2 separate regions of the Mus musculus genome follow, and region 2 is linked to region 1. Evidence: chromatin loops called from intact Hi-C (ENCODE). Cell type or tissue: left cerebral cortex. All regions are shown on one strand.

Region 1 (2,500 bases):
CAACCACGACAAAGGGCTGCACGAATATGGCGCTGTTGGAAATGGAGCCTGGACACCGGAGCAGCCTGGCTGGAGCACTGCCTCGGCCTCCTCGCTCTTCCTGGTGCTCTGGCTTTCCACTCCTGGGTTCTCCATCTGGCATCCTCTAACCCGCGGACCCTGAACAGTTTTTATCCTACTGTCCCTTCCCGTGTCTCCCTCCTTCCTGTCCCTCTCGGTTCCTCTTTCTCCATTTTGAGTCTGTGGCCGGCGCGTTTCTTGCCTGCTGGGCTCACAGGTGGGCCATTCTCTTTTCTGTCTGTCTGTCTTTCTGTCTGTCGTTTGCTCTCTCTCGCTCTCTCTCTTTCTCTCTCCCTCCCTTCCTCCCTCTCTCCTGTTGAGTGTGGGCTAGAGAGGGCGTCCAGGTGCGAGCCTAGGCTGCCAAGGGCCAGGGTGGCAAGCTGGTGACCTCAGAAGCCACTGTGTGCCCAGTGCTCCCCAGCAGCGGAGGGGGACTTCTTGGGGTGGGGTGCTGTTGTCTCCTGCTGCAAGGAGATTAGCGCTCTCTCTCTCTCTCTCTCTCTCTCTCTCTCTCTCTCTCTCTCTCTCTCTCTCTCTCTCTCTCTCTCTCTCCCTCTCTGTCTCCTCTCTCTTTGTCTGTGTCTCTGTCTGACCCGTCCCTGTCTCTCTGTCTCTTTCCCTCCCTCCTTCCTTCTCTTTCTTGTTTTCTGGTTTTGGTTAGCTAGTTGGCTTCCTCCCGTGCTTTCTTTTCTTTTATTGCAACTGGGAGTTTTGCACTGTATTTCAATAGACTAGGAATCAGAATCGTCTTTCTGGACAGACTTCCAGAGATGAGTTGTAGAGAGACCGGCAAAGAAGACAGAGATATTAATTCGTGTTTTTTTTCCCGTTAAACACGGGGACTCCCAAGCAGTAAGGTGGTTAGGTGTTTCTTTTAAATTATTCACTTTTTATACTTATCGCCTTTTCTCTCTCCCTCTCCCTCTCCTTCTCCCTCCCCCCACTTATCTGAACTCAAGAATGCTGATTTTGAATTAAAATTATTCCTAAATGGTGGTCCGTGGGGAGTTCTCTGAGAAGCAGTGTGATTTTGAAGTCTCTTGGCTGCGGGACTAGCGACAAGTGTCTTCCTGAAAAGTCTCATTGAGGAGGCGTTTCTCTGTGAGGTAGCTGGGTTGGATTCTTTGTTTTTTTTCAAGCAGATGATAGAAGCATTTCAAGTCAACGGAGGCAATGACATCATTTGCTGTCTGAGACATTTCTTTCAGTCATAATGGGGGAAGTTGGTCTATATATAGAAACTGAAAATAAAATAATTCACCTTTCCAACTATGTTTTAACCTTCTAGATTCACATTTTCAAGAACATTCTATTCTGTCCCCCTCACTCCAGAACAAAACGAAGGTGTTCCTCCTTTGTGTGATAGATTTTGGAATTCCTGGAAATATTTGAAAGATTAAATTTCTGAGACTCTTAAGAAAAAAAAAAAAAACCAAGGGGAATTGTTCTGAGCAGAACTTACAGGGTGTCTCATTTAAAACAAAACAGTTTCCTTGGTTTATATTGATTGCCTTCAATTAAAATCAGGTTTTAAGTACTTCTTTTCAGGCTATTTACAAAAGGGGAGAAAGCTCACAGGTCTTGGCATGAGACTTAGCAATACAGCCAGGCCTTGCTAAACTTAGAGTGGTAACTTCAAATCATAGATGTGAAAGCTGGCAGCAAACATTCTTTTGATTTGAGAACCTGACTTCCAGAATCATTGAAAGTAGATTAAAATGTCTTGTATGCATTTCTTCTGGTAAATGGTAAATGCACTTGCCTAGGAGTACAGAGAGTTCCCAGATGAGCTTTCTAAAAATGGGCATCATTGGAGAAGTCATTTTTGTTTTCCAACTTAATTGGAATAATTCAGTACTTAAATAAAGTTAATCCTATTAAGATATTGTTTCCTGCTCAAAGCAGTAAAAATTAAGCACAACTTATATGACTTTAAAAGGCCAACTTTGTACATAGTCTAAGCAATCCACATTGCTGAAAAAAAAGTGGCCAGAACATGTTTTCTGAGTATTAAATGTATTCAAGGTAGTATGCAGACAAGGGTAGTTTAAATCAGCATTTACAGATTACAAGCAATATTTAGTCTTCCTCATTTATTCTCATTTAAAAACACTCACTAAAAATTTTATTTCTTCCATTACATACAAGTTAAATTTCAGATACATTAAATACCAACTGGAGAAAAAGAAAACTTTATTAAAATGTTGATTATGCAGCTGGAGAGATAGTTAGGAGTGCTGGTTGCTATTCCCAAGGACCCTTCCCAGCACCCCCATCCACCTGTGACCCAACCCCAGGGGATCTGATGCCCTCTCTGGCTTCTGCACACATGTGCAGATACCAACACAGAAACACAAGGATATAAATAAGAATTTTTTAGAATATTGATTATAAACATAGAATTTCTTCATAAGCATGGCTTAGGGAATTCTTTCCTTCT
Region 2 (2,500 bases), 65 kb before region 1:
ATCTGCTGTCACTCTCTTTTCAATTACCTTCTTTTATTTCGTCTTAGTATTTTTTTTTTAAATACCTCAAAGAAAGGGGGGGCAGTGGTTGCTGGATGGACTGAAAGCAAAGGAGAAACTGAAGGTAGTTTACACAGTAAATTTCAAAATGAACAACTTTCAAAAGACATTTTAGAGCAATTGACTCCATGAACATAAATACATCAAAGAAGCTTGATAGGAGGGCATACATTAGCATGCACAACAGAAATATCAAAATCCCATTAATATCTTCAAGTCCCCCCACCTCTCCTCGCTCTCTCTCTCTCTCTCACACACACACACACAGCTTCGAGATAAACCAGGTAGTGGTTAATTGGGGGGGGGGGGGGGCTTTAAGAACAGCTTCCACTTTCATACTTGTTGTCCAAGTATCTAGTATGAAACGGGGGGGGGGGGTGTGGAGACCCAAGGAGTTCTGGAATGTGTTGATAGATTTGAGGGAATTATCTAGAAGTGATTTGTCTTAAAGTACGCTCTTAATCCATTATGACAATTGCAGTCTGCGACCAGACATTTTAAATAGTCTCTCTTCCTGGTAGCCGCTGCAGAACAAAACATTAGGCGCCCTACTTGAGGGTTCTGGACGAATAACCTGGGCTTAACACTCTGAACGCCCGTGCTGGAGTGATCAGAGAATCCGGAGGTGTTCTGTAGGTTGGAAAATGTCAGTGCTGTCTGACCCAGCCATTGCTTCGGAAACTGCCTTTTCAACCCCCTCCAGCCCAGCTGGGGGAGGCTGAATCACAGGACCTCCCCAGTTGAAGTCCAAGTGTCAAAACAGCTGCAGCCTCCGAGGAGGCTGAAAACCCCCACACATTTAGGCCACAAACTAGACTTGAACACGGCTTTACAAAGGAACAAAGAAACAGTCTGGCAGGGAAACCAGGCCAGGAGCGTAGAGCTGGCCCCGTGTAGGTGCCCTGCGGGGGCACAGCGGCGCTCAGGGCCCGCTCGGGTCCCCACAGTCGGGCTGGGCGAAAACCGGGGACTTGCCCGGGCCGGAGCTGTGCCCAAGGCGCCGGGCTGGCGGCTCTGCCGGGCGCCCCTCCGCCCAGGCCGCGGCGGCGGGAGAGCCGCTTACCTAGCGCGGCCTCGTCCGCCCGGGCGTCCAGCAGGCTCTGGAAAGCCGCCCGGAGGAGAAGCGCGAAGGCGTTGGAGTCAAAGGAACCGGGATCCGCCAGCGTCTGGATGCCTCTTTGCACAGACTCCGAGAGCTCCATTGTGAGCGCGCCGTGACCTTCGACACGCACACCACGTGACTCGGGGCGCGCGCCCAGCTGATCGGGCGCGCGCACCCGCGGCGGGGCGGCTCGGGGAGGTTCGGCGACGGCTCGGGACGGTTCGGAGAGGTTCGGGCGACGCCTCGGGGAGGTTCGGGAGGGTTCGGGTGAAGCTCGGGCGGCGGCTGGGCCTCTCGTCTCAGCCGCCCTGCGGGCCTCGGGCGGGACGCGCCGGCCTCTCGCACGGTCTGGGAGGCGCTGGCCTCGGCCGCGGCGAGCGCGGACGCCCATTGGTCCCGCTTGGCGCTCACCTGGGACCGCACCAGCTCTGTCCCCACTGGGCCTGGTGCAGGGAGGCGCGGGAACCCCGCCGCCGCGAGTGTGGCCAGAAGCTGGGCTTCGGGACAACGGGAGACTGAGTGCGTGTGTTAACTCGCCAGCCTGACCCGCAGCGCTGCCCTTTTGTGAGGCTGAGGACATCTTAAATATACCAGTTTTACCTTGTCTTTGTCACTTCAGGAACATGGCAGTAGATTTCTGCGTGATGTGCAGGACACAGGCGGGTGTGTGCACGCCCGGTAGTTAACAATTGGGAGATTAATAAATTATTCATGAACATATTTGACAGGATTATTAAAAAATTTTATATGCTACTGCGAATAAATACCTTTCGAAAGCACTCTGTCATATAAATTCTGTGCTCCTAAACTCACTACGTCCGTGGCTTTAATTACTCAATAGAGTCTTCGTAAATAAATACGAGATACTCATCTAAAGTACGGTTAGGAATGGCAAGATCTTTAGTATAAATGAATTACTTCTTTAGCGACTCATAACTTCAAAGACAAATCCTGTATAAAGTTTAACTTTCTCCTTTTCTTTTTCTTTCTTTCTTTTCTTTTTTTTTTTTTTTAATACGAGGTTGGTTTAGGAGGACAAGAATAGTTCTTTGTTAAGAAAACCCCAAAGTAAGTAAGACACATTAGGCATTTTTTTTAATTAAAAGAATTTGAAAGCTTAAAAAAAAAATCCAGTTTTGAAAGAATGAAGAAAAGGGCCGTAGAGCAAGAATTGTCTTTTACTCTCCCAGAGCAACGACAGTTTCAACTTGAAACACTTTTGTTTTTCCTAATTTAGATGCTTATTTGTGGGGGAATGGTTGTTATTAATGAATAAAGTCAGCATGTCTGAGTGTCATGTTGCACGTTGTCACATTGGACAGTACCCCACTTCATAGT

What was found. Hi-C counts contacts between places; a loop is a spot of excess contacts. Peaks named below come from ENCODE experiments on the same cell type or tissue, not always from the same donor. Only the 100,000 strongest peaks of a DNase experiment are listed, where the experiment ranks them.
Region 2: a loop joins it to region 1, with 2.2 times the contacts of the local background. A loop is called at or near these places in 9 of 42 quality-filtered maps.

The regions. Positions count from the first base shown.
Region 1 is chr2:18,606,011-18,608,510 of GRCm38, reverse strand. No RefSeq gene overlaps it. Among named protein-coding and RNA genes, the nearest start is that of n-TNgtt9, 20 kb to the right of the region's middle. In left cerebral cortex, no CTCF peak of the experiment used is centred here; DNase peaks (open chromatin) are centred at 50, 840 and 1,098; H3K4me3 peaks cover 1,017 bases; H3K27ac peaks cover 431 bases.
Region 2 is chr2:18,671,227-18,673,726 of GRCm38, reverse strand. It overlaps Commd3 (COMM domain containing 3), which reads right to left and starts at 1,292. Exons shown (of 8, transcript NM_147778.4): 1 at 1,124-1,292. The coding sequence starts at 1,262. It overlaps Gm33355 (a long non-coding RNA gene), which reads left to right and starts at 1,323. Exons shown (of 2, transcript XR_374026.2): 1 at 1,323-1,391. In left cerebral cortex, no CTCF peak of the experiment used is centred here; DNase peaks (open chromatin) are centred at 857 and 1,350; H3K4me3 peaks cover 1,692 bases; H3K27ac peaks cover 1,418 bases.